Regions from separate parts of the Mus musculus genome. Here region 1 is linked to region 2. A link is a loop called in an ENCODE intact Hi-C map of the cell type or tissue named here. Cell type or tissue: heart. All regions are shown on one strand. Each heading gives the region's core, and the rest is flanking DNA. Links, peaks and the distances in the headings are about the cores only.

Region 1 (5,856 bases), core at 316-5,315, 230 kb after region 2:
CATCCCAGAAGGACAACATTTCCTGAAATAAAGACCAATGAATAATATCACAACTATAATTAATTAAAATCATCAATAAACTCACAGCAAACCTCTGGTTTTGACATGGACCTCTGGTCCTCATATTCAAACTGCTCCTGCTCCAGAAATATTCCCTGGCTAGTATGTGCAGAAATTGTAGACATACCTATTGGGTCAGATCACAAGATCATACATAGTCCTCTGGGCTTTGTTAAGTTTCAGTTTTCTGCAGAGCTCTCTCTGATGCAGCCAGAAGCGCTTTGAACAGTAAGAGCTACACACTCATGTGTAGGAGTGCTTTGAACAGTAAGAGCTACACACTCATGTGTAGGAGCGCTTTGAACAGTAAGAGCTACACACTCATGTGTAGGAGCGCTTTGAACAGTAAGAGCTACACACTCATGTGTAGGTCTAAGGAAAAGCAATCAGAATGCAGTGAGATCTTAGGATGCTCTAATAACATGGCATTAGTATGTTCCCCTCTAAGGTTTCAACCTAACAAGTCACCTGCGGCAGCTTCTAAGCATGATGTAACTTCTATTGATGAGGCTTTAAGTCCCATTGGACAGCTTCTGCATAGGTCAGATATTGAGTGGCACTGTGGCATCTTTACGGCTGGAATGACATACAGGACATTGCTGTGGCACACTGGTATAAGAGCTAAGCAGGGCTACTGATTTCTTCTCTCCCTTGGAACCTGGCAAAGCACCTTAAATCTGTATGGATAACTCGTCCCTGTTCAGATCTTCATGTCAGATCCAACTGCAATCCCGTGAGTCTTCTGTCTGAAGTGCAAGGTGATTGCACCCTTGGGAAGAGGGAATAGCTATTGTCACAAGAGTTTATAGGACAACAAAATTATATTTTCTTTAAAGATTGACTGCGCAGAAAATAGTCTTTTGTCTAATGAGCAGCATTCAGCAGCAATAAAGAGGCCAGAACATCTCCAAAATTAACCGGCATAATGAAGCACTTTGGTGAATAGGAGTTTCTCAAGGGAAAAATAAATTGAAAGGTCTTGAAACCTTCTGTACAGCTAGTAGAGAAAGATCCTGTCTTTACGAGTATGAAAAAGCAGATTACACTTTTTTTAATGTTTGCATCACCAAGGCCACGGGAAAACCAGCAATGTGGAGAATGGCAGGAGCCCAGAGCAGAGCAAAGACCAAAACAACTCTCTGTGAGAGAATCAGAGCATGCTCACAATGGAGAATTAACTGCGGGGCTCACTCCCTATGTTGGCCAGCACTGGCTTCCTCCATTCTGCATGGGCAAGTGTCTGCTGTCTTGAGTACAATCTCCTGTGAGACCCTGGGGGTGGAGGTCCGGGGACCTGTAAACAGGATACCGTTTTGTGGGGATTATAGCCAGTACAATTAACAGCAAACATTGCAGGGGAATCAGAGACTTGCAAAATTCACTTTCAATGGGAAAGAAATGCAAATAATGTCTGACCTGAGGCAGGAACAGTTCCACCCATTAACAATTACTACCTATCCTTCCAATAACTGGGAGCTCGATGGTTACATTCCACTCAATGGAAGCCCATCCTAGAGGAAGTCTAGAGCAACAGAAAGGACAGCGCAGATGTTTTAAGAACTCTTGCATCTCCTGTCAGTGACAATCAGAGATAAATTTTCAGAGAGTCGGGCAGATCTAAAGATTAACAGGACATTGATGGGAAGTAAACATGAGAGAGAGGCAAAGAGAACGATGGATTCCTGATCAGGTTCCAAACAATACAGACTCCCCATTCCCTACCAGCCTGTCTATACTACACAGTGCTTAAAATACATACAACACAGATCATGAAGCAGCAACTCCTAGGTTGTGCCAAGTGTCAAAGAGTCTCTGAGTGTGGAGTGAGGATTAAAGACAGGAGAGGCCGAAAAAAGATGCAGAGCCAAGAAATAGACTTGGGAGGACTGCTGGTCAATACCACAGCAGCCTCAAGTTTATTATTCACCGCCCTTTTATACCTCATATTACCATGGGCAGCAAAGCTACAAGATAACAGAAACACTGGCAGAAATATACACAATGTTCATAAACTTCTTCAACAAGTCCAAGCCCTGATAATGTCATGTTGACCGGAACCATTGTGGGCCAAGCGGACATTATCTCTTTTTTTAAAACTCTCAACTGTAAAGTAGGGATGGAGGTCCTTTCAAAAGTTTAGAAAATACAGCCCTCAAGGTGAAACATGATGTGAGCTCGTCTCGATCCCACTCTGCCTTGTAGACATTCCTGCCAGTGTATCCACTCCATGCGTTTCTTCAACCCTAGTCCAAGATTTTCAGTGCATTCAGGCAGATCTGTTGGCAGTGTCCCAGAATTCCCCTAAACGACACCTGTAGTACCTCGGATTTTTCCTCTCTTAATTCTTTACTGGCAGAGAAAAGTGAACACAGTCAGACCTCAAGGCCATTGCTATAAGCTGGCTACAGAGTACACGGGGACCAGAAACCCTTTTACTCTAAAGACACAAAGGACTCTGGCAGCATCCAGGTGAGATGGGGGCAGCCAGGAATGCGCGTTTCCAGCAATGCAGGTCTGTGGGCTCTGGCACTCTCTCAGGAGCAGGTAGTCAGCTCATCACCATTAGTTTGCAATCTAGTCCCCCACTACCAAGCTGCTCCAGTGTACCAGAGAACCAAGGCAGACTCGGGCTGCTCTCGGTGTTCTAAAGGAAACCTTCACTCAGGACACAATCCCAAAAGGCCAGTCCCCTCACTCCAAAACTGCAGCCTCAGCGGTCCCAGCCAGTTCAGCACAGCAAGTCCTGGCAGCTGCTTCCGCCCTCCCACCCAGCCCAGAAGCGCTCCCTCCAAGACAGAGCCCTGCTCTGGCACCCACCCCAGTCTATGCTGCTTCCTTGAACCAACCTCCCTGACACAGACCCCGCACAGAGCCCCAAGCAACGCTGCTGACTGGACCAACCTTCTTGTCAGAGACAACTGGAATAGATAGCCGCATAGGATTTCCGCCCAACTTTGAGGAAGAGGCACAAGTACAAACCTGAAGTCAGAAGGGGATTTCCTGGAAGGCTCCCAGTGGTCACAGCGGTGCGGACTACATCTCCCAGAAGTCTGTGCGAAGGAAATCCCAGAACCCAGGGTGGGTGACTTCTACTGTTTGGAGAGGTACGTGGATGGTAACACAAAGTAGAAGGTTGAAGGAGGAAGCCTTTTCTGCAGAAAAGCTATGGGTAATGCGACCCCATTTGGTTTCGGACCCCAGAACCACATCGGAGATGTACGGATATGAGTCGAGCCTTTGACAGAAACATATGGCTTACAAGTCATTTCTAGTTGTAAGTTTAATATTACTACTTCTTGAAAAAAACAAAAAAACAAAAAACGTTGACTTAGTAGTTCGTTAAAATAACAAAGCAATACACTAACCTACGTGGGAAGGAAACGTAACTTTATAAAAGGATGTTTGAAACCAACCTTGGTGTGCCTGACTATGCTCCTAGCTCCTCAGTAACTTTTGACAAATGGACTTGCGGTACAAAGCTGGCTTGGTTTCTGCCCCAACAAACTTGTATACTGTTGTTTGTGTTTCTACTTTTCGAATATATAGAAATAATTCCTCCAGGGCATTGCTAATATTACATATACAGGAACACATGCTGTTTGAGCAGGCCAAGGAGGTTGACTCTGAAGATAAAATTTGACATTCCCAAGCCACACCCAAGCAAGTGTCTATCTAACATTCCTCTAAATCTCTTGTCCCGAGTTAATGCCCCAGACTCTCAGACATTGGAAAGGAGATCAACAAGCAGCCCAAGGAGGCATTGATTAAAACCAGCTAACAGGCTACCTATGTCCAACAGAGACTACTACTGTTGATCTGTTGGTAGAAAGGTGTCTGTAATAAAAGCAGGTCACACATCCAGTCATTTCTCCAACTTGTTGTATGTAGTTGAGACATAAATGCAAAGGCTTTGAGTTGTACTGTAGAAACAAGAGTATACAGAGCACAAACATTTTAAATTGGTATCCACCCTCACCTGCAACTAGGATTTCTTTCTGAGAGCCCTCAGAAATCAGTGTACATGGGACTGCTCACAAAACAGCCAGGGGATCACATGGAGTCAATGCCTTGGCCATTCCTTAGATCCTGTGAACTAAAGGCAGGTACTAAAACATCAGCTGCAGTGGAGTCTACTCCACTGTGGAACACAGACCCAAAGTAGCCTCTAAGAGTACAGAAGCATAGACTATGGGTGCTGAAATAAACACTGGAACCTTACAGATTAATTCCCATAATGACCTCAACCGAATGGAACCAGTCTCTGCACTCTCACTACTAATTCAATCCTGTGGTTATACTCAGAGAACCTGATAATTTGCTGTATGTAGGTGTATTTGTGCCCCCATGTTTATTGCTCTTTATTCCCAACAGTAAACAACCAGAATCAACATAGATATCCATGAAAATATTAATGGAAAACAATTTGGTAAATATAAATATTTATTACAGAGAGAGAGAGAGAGAGAGAGAGAGATGCTCTTTGGATCTAAGATACTGTAATCACAAATTTTACTAAGAAATGGACTGACATAGTATGTATGATATTGATATTACTTAGTTTTATAAAGGTAAACACTGCATGTTCTTCTAGGTGTTTAATCTAGACAGTACTATATGTATATATGTGAAGAAATTTTCATGTGGGTACAGTATATTGCAGGCATAATGTTATTGTACGCTGTGTAAAGATTATCCTTGTATTATTCAAATCCTGATTTCTCAGCCCCCATATATGGTTGTAATCCAGACATGACATTGTAGTGCTTATTTTAAGTATCTCCCCTCTCAAGTGTGTGCAAACATTATTCCCCACTTATTATCTGACTTGTTAATAAAAGCTGATCAGCCAATGGTTAGGCAAAAGAGAGAATAGGGCGGGACTTCTGTTAGACAAAGGAAGAATAGAGGACAGGCCAGGAGGAAGCAGTCCAGGAGAGACATCATGGAAAAACACCTGAATCCCAGAGAGCAACATCAAAACTAAAATACAAGTATCTCAGGGTTTTTGGGCAGGGAGGTAGCCAGATTACCTTAGAGGATTCGAATAGATTAACTGCCCAGTTATTGTGTTATAAAGCTTATCACATAAACCTTAAATTCTCTATTGGATTCATTTGGGATCTAGCTAGGGATCACTAAAATCTGTCCACATTTAAAATGTATTTAGAATAAGTATGTCATTTAGAAAAGAGAATAATAAAGGTTAACTATTAGGGCACGAGGAAAGATTTAAAGAAGGTAATGAACATTGGTTGTCAAGAGGAAATAAGATAACTGATTATCAATCTTCATGTCCATGGTGGATTTTGGTTTTCATGGTATATAAACGCATAAAAGATAGTCAGTGGAGACTGTCTTAATCAAATGTGAATGCATTAGATTCTATTCTGAATGTCCATCCGAACTGTGCAGAAGGTCATGTGCTCTGCAATCTTCAGGTTTTGTTTTGTGTAATTGTAATGTGATTTAAATTTTTTTCAATACTTTATATAATAGGGCTTAATGTTTTAAAGACTGAGAAATGAGCAATGCCACCTGAGAGTCTGAGTCTGTTAAACTATGTACTCCTGACATGCTATGTGTGTCCTACACTATTTATTCCTAAAAGTAGGTGTCTCTGCTGTAAGACCCCAATTCAATGTGTTTCTTAGACTCCCTAGAAATGAAGCCCAGCATGGAGTTCTTTGTTCTTTTGCCTTCAGCCTGAGAGAACGATGACCACTGGGTGACCCACTCAGGCGCCTGTCCAAATATTGTAAGGGATCAAGAATGTTTGCCGGGCTGGTGAGATGGCTC
Region 2 (5,856 bases), core at 387-5,386:
GCTGGAAGTGACTGGGGCATATTCTATCTCTGGAACTAGGTTTACAGTGAGCTAAAATAGCATATGATGATTTATAAAATCATTCTCTGTATTCAGAAGGCATTGTTTCTCTGTAAGACTGAACCCAGGCATGTACCTAAGCATGACTTGTTTCAGTACTTCTGGTGTGGGCAGACAGCCTGAGAAACTCAATATGTGTTTTCCTCTTATAAAAATCCCAATGTTAAGGATTCTGTCCTGATTCTATGAGACATAGATATATTGGCTCCGTTGTGGATCAGTGTCTAAGCTTTACATACAAAGTATACCTGTAGCCTTGGAAAGAGACATTTAAAGAGAAAACCCACAAAATAGGACACCTGAGGGACTTAAAAAGTTCTAGAGATGAAAGAAGCGTATCAGGGCTTGCTGGAGCAGAAACAAAGGCCAACTTCAGCCATAAGACAGTGGAGCCCCAAACACACACACACACACACACACACACACACACACACACACACACTCCTCAGAGGAATAAGGTTTGCAAAAGGACCCAACCTCACTTTCATCTCCAATCACCCAAACAAGCAGGGCAGCTAGAGGACTCTTCCCACCAAAAAATGGCTTCAACCCTTGTCCATAGTGAGCTTGAGTCCTGGACCTACAGGCTGGCTAGACTTCTGTCATGCATGGGTCCCTGCCTCTTCCCACTGTGGAGCCCCTGGCCTGGTGGTTACCTCAGTAGCCTATGTTCTGCAGTAGAGGTGATCCTGACACTACTTTGCTTTTATAGTATATGAATGGGTCAGTGAGATTATATAGCTCAGTCCCAGCAGCCAAAGGATCCCTTTGGGCAAGTGTGGTAGGGAGTTACTAGGTTTAGACTTTTGACAAGACCATAAGGGGAACTTGGTGCTGGGCATGAGTGCGTTGAGAAGCGGACATGGACTTTCGTGGAGGACCACTAAAGCAACCTCAGCAAGGACGTTGGCATCTCTCCTAGAGCCCAGACAGGAGAACAGAGGAACTCTATAGCTTCCAGTTGCCTTAGTTCTAAAGTGAGCTCAGACAGTGGCCCTGAGGAACAAGTGTAAGAAACAGAACAATAGCTGAGACAGCATACATCAGGTGGATTTTTCAGTCATTCACTGCAGCATCCACAGAAATGGCATAATACATGGATTTGCCTGAACTCAACATCTTTAGCTTAGATGTTAGAAGGAGATGCAGGGAAGGATTCCCTGTCAGCAGTTTGTCTACTTACTAGAATCTTTACCAGACAAAATACATCTTTACCTACCTCCTTGGAGGACCAGAAGCACTAGGTCGGGTTTTGGTGACAGCAAATACATTCGTCATTTCGGGACACTTTGGCTCCGACTTGATCTGGTGTATAAAGCCAAACCCACAATTGCATCATACCAGGGCAGCCCAGCCCCTGAAACTTCAAGTGTCAATTCCCTTGGGTCAAACAATTGAAACAGTGGATCTTCCAAAGCTCCAGGTTTGGAGGCCGCATGGCAACATTTTATCTGTACTATTGGTTAGCTTGGGTGACCAGTTAGATAAAACTCAGGCAGAATGGAGTCCCTTTGGCTCCTTTGGTCCCTTTGGAGTCTTTGCAATGTTTGCACACATCTGAACATCTGTGCACTTTTCTGCAGACCTAAGTATGAAATCATTGTGAAAGACTAACATTACACTTAAGTGCATCTCAAATCGCTTACGCTCATGCTAATGAAACTCATCCCAAGAGCTCTTTGTGAAGGATGAAAAATTTCTCAAATGTTTTCCTATCACATACTCAATAATAAGGATTTAAAATGCATGCCTTTTGTGGATACAGAATTCAAAGATTAAACCATGCCACTGGGATTGTGTGTTTAATACCTTATCAATAAGTTTTCACAATTTTGTGGATTCAAGATTTTTTTCCTTTGTTCTTTGATCTTCTGTACCGATGTTTCTAAGCGTGCATTGCCTATCATCACTTGGTATGCTCACCCTATATATTTCGATGGATAAGTAAAATACATTGATTGAACTCTTAAGTCTATGCTTATGTAGTCTTAGAGGCTACTTTGGGTCTGTGTTCCACAGTGGAGTAGACTCCACTGCAGCTGATTTTTTAGTACCTGCCTTTAGTTCACAGGATCTAAGGAATGGACAAGGCTTTGACTCCATGTGATCCCCTGGCTGTTTTGTTAGCAGCCCCATGTACACTGATTTCTGAGGGCTCTCAGAAGGAAATCCTAGTTGCAGGCTACTCAACTATTGTGGTGAGGGTGTATACCACTTTAAAATGTTTGTGCTCTGTACACTCTTGTTTCTACAGTACAACTCAAAGCCTTGTGCATTTATGTCTCACCTGCATACAACAAGTAGGGGAAATGACTGGATGTGTGACCTGCTTTTATTACAGACACCTTTCTACCAACAGATCAACAGTAGTAGTCTCTGTTGGACATAGGTAGCCTGTTAGCTGGTTTTAATCAATGCCTCCATGGGCTTCTTGTTGATCTTCTTTCCAATGTCTGAGAGTCCGGGGCATTAACTCAGGACAAGAGATTTAGAGGAATGTTAGATACACACATGCTTGGGTGTGGCATGGGGATGTCAAATTTTATCTTCAGAGTCAACCTCCTTGGCCTGCTCAAACAGCATGTGTTTCTGTATGTGTAATATTAGCAATGCCCTGGAGGAATTGTTTCTATATATTCAAAAAGTAGAAACACAAACAACAGTATACAAGTTTGTTGGGGCAGACACCAAGCCAGCTTTGTATCCCAAGTCCATTTGTCAAAAGCCACTGAGGAGCTAGGAGCATAGTCAGGAACGCCAAGGCTGGTTTCAAACATTTTATAAAGTTAGTTTTCCTTGCCACGTTGGTTAGTGTATTGCTTTGTTTATTTAACGAACAACTAAGTCAACGTGCCCCCCGTCCCGTCCCCCCCCCCCCGGCCAGGAAGTAGTAATATTAAAATTACTACTAGAAATGACTTGTAAGCCAAAAGTTTCTGTCAAAGGCTTGACTCAAATCCATACATCTCCGATGTGGTTCTGGGGTCGAAAACCAATCTCATTACCCACAGCTTTTCTGCAGATAAGGCTTCCTCCTTGCACCTTCAACTGTGTGTTCCCATCCACAAAACTCTCCAAACAGTAGACTTCACCCACCCTGGGTTCTGGGATTTCCTTCGCACAGACTTCTGGGAGATGTAGTCCGCACCACTGTGACCACTGGGAGCCTTCCAGGAAATCCCCTTCTGAGTTCAGGTCTGTACTCGTGCGTCTTTCTTAAGGTTGGGCGGAAATCGTATGCGGCTATCTATTCCAGTTGTCTCTGACAAGAAGGTTGGTCCAGGCAGCAGCGTAGCCTGGGGCTCTGTGCGGGATCTGTGTCAAGGAGGTTGGTTCAGGAAGCAGCATAGCCTGGGGTTCAGTGCCGGGAGCTGGGCTCTGTCTTGGAGGGAGCGCTTGAGGACTGGGTGGGAGGGCGGAAGCAGCTGCCAGGACTGGCTGTGCTGAACTGGCTGGGGCCACTGAGGCTGCAGTTTTGGAGTGAGGGGACTGGCCTTTTGGGATTGTGTCCTGAGTGAAGGTTTCCTTTAGAACACCGAGAGCAGCCCGAGTCTGCCTTGGTTCTCTGGTACACTGGAGCAGCTTGGTAGTGGAGGACTAGATTGCAAACTAATGGTGATGAGCTGACTACCTGCTCCTGAGAGAGTGCCAGAGCTCACAGACCTGCATTGCTGGAAGCGCGCGTCCCTGGCTGCCCCCATCTCACCTGGATGCTGCCAGAGTCCTTTGTGTCTTTAGAGTAAAAGGGTTTCTGGTCCCCGTGTACTCTGTAGCCAGCTTATAGCAATGGCCTTGAGGTCTGACTGTGTTCATTTTTCGCTGCCAGTAAAGAATTAAGAGAGGAAAAATCCGAGTTACAACAGCTGTCGTGTTGGGGAATTCTGGGACATAGCCAACATATCTGTCTGAATGCACGGAAAATCTTGGACTAGGGTTGAAGAAACACATGCAGTGGACACACAGGCAGGAATGTCTACAAGGCAGAGTGGGATCAAAAGGAGCTCACACCATGTTTCACCTTGAGGGCTGTGTTTACTAAACTTGACAGGACCTCCATCCCTACTTTACAGTTGAGAATTTTTAAAAAAATATTTATTTATTTATTATATGTAAGTACACTGTAGCTGTCTTCAGACACTCCAGAAGAGGGTATCAGATTTCATTACAGATGGTTGTGAGCCACCATGTGGTTGCTGGGATTTGAACTCAGGGCCTTTGGAAGAGCAGTCGGTGCTCTTAACAGCTGAGCCATTTCACCAGCCCCGAGAATTTTTTAAAAAGAGAGTGTCCGCTTGGCCCCAAATGGTTCCGGTCAACATGACATTATCAGGGCTTGGACTTGTTGAGGAAGTTTATGGACATTGTGTATATTTCTGCCATTGTTTCTGTTATCTTGTAACTTTGCTTCCCATGGTAATATGAGGTATAAAAGGGCGGTGAAAAATAAACTCGAGGCTGCTGTGGTATTGACCAGCAATCCTCCCAAGTCTATTTCTTGGCTCTGCATCTTTTCTGCCTCTCCTGTCTTTAATCCTCACTCCATACTCAGAGACTCTTTGACTCTTGACCCAACCTAGGAGTTGCTGCTTCGTGATCTGTGTTGTATGTATTTTAAGCACTGTGTAGTATAGACAGGCTGGTAGGGAATGGGAAGTCTGTATTGTTTGGAACCTGATCAGGAATCCAGCCCTCTCTTTGCCTCTCATGTTGACTTCCCACCAATGTCCTGCTAATCTTTAGATCTGCCCAACTCTGAAAATATATCTCTGTCACTGTCAGGAGATGCAAGAGTTCTTAAAACATCTGTGCTGTCCTTTCTGTTGCTCTAGACTTCTTCTAGGATGGGCTTCCATTGAGTGGAATGTAACCATCGGGCTCCCAGTTATTGGAAGAATATGTAGTAATTGTTAATGGGTGGAAGTGTTCCTGCCTCAGGTCAGACATTATTTGCATTTCTTCCCCATAGAAAGTGAATTTTGCAAGTCTCTGATTCCCCTGCAATGTTTGCTGTTAATTGTATTGGCTAAAACCCACACAAAACGGTATCCTGTTTACAGGTCCCCGGACCTCCACCCCAGAGGCTCACAGGAGATTGTACTCAGGACAGCAGACAAACACCCATGCAGAATGGAGGAAGCAGTGCTGGCCAACATAGGGAGTGAGCCCTGCAGTTAATTCTCCATAGTGAGCATGCTCTGATTCTCTCACAGAGAGTTGTTTTTGTCTTTGCTCTGCTCTGGGCTCCTGCCATTCTCCACATTGCTGGTTTTCCCGTGGCCTTGGTGATGCAAACATTAAAAAAAGTGTAATCTGCTTTTTCATACTTGTAAAGACAGGATCTTTCTCTACTAGCTGTATAGAAGGTTTCAAGACCTTTCAATTTATTTTTCCCTTGAGAAACTCCTATTCAACAAAGTGCTTCATTATGTCGGTTCATTTTGGAGACATTCTGGCCTCTCCATCGCTGCTGAATTCTGCTCATTAGACAAAAGACTATTTTTGGTGCAGTCATTCTTTAAAGAGGATATATTTATGTTGTCCTATAAAGTCTTGTGACAATAGCTATTCCTCCTCCCAAGGGTGGAAACACCTTGCACTTCAGACACAAGACTCAGGGCATTGCAGCTGGATCTGACATGAAGATCTGAACAGGGACGAGTTGTCCATACGGATTGAAGGTGCTTTGCCAGGTTCCAAGGGAGAGAAGAAAAAAAAAATAGCTCTGCTTATCTTTTACACCAGTGGGCCACAGCAATGTCCTGTATGTCATTCCAGCCATAAAGATGCCACAGTGCC

The links. Hi-C counts contacts between places; a loop is a spot of excess contacts. Peaks named below come from ENCODE experiments on the same cell type or tissue, not always from the same donor. Only the 100,000 strongest peaks of a DNase experiment are listed, where the experiment ranks them.
Region 1: a loop joins it to region 2, with 4 times the contacts of the local background. A loop is called at or near these places in 4 of 42 quality-filtered maps.

Annotation. Positions count from the first base shown.
Region 1 is chr13:67,396,735-67,402,590 of GRCm38, forward strand. Zfp429 (zinc finger protein 429) reads right to left here and starts at 3,033. Exons shown (of 4, transcript NM_001080941.1): 1 at 2,962-3,033; 2 at 1-22. The coding sequence starts at 2,997. In heart, for the core only: no CTCF peak of the experiment used is centred there; a DNase peak (open chromatin) is centred at 2,967; H3K4me3 peaks cover 1,610 bases; H3K27ac peaks cover 869 bases.
Region 2 is chr13:67,169,921-67,175,776 of GRCm38, forward strand. It overlaps Rsl1 (regulator of sex limited protein 1), which reads left to right and starts at 3,262. Exons shown (of 4, transcript NM_001013769.1): 1 at 3,262-3,333. The coding sequence starts at 3,298. In heart, for the core only: no CTCF peak of the experiment used is centred there; a DNase peak (open chromatin) is centred at 3,201; H3K4me3 peaks cover 1,481 bases; H3K27ac peaks cover 773 bases; H3K27me3 peaks cover 323 bases.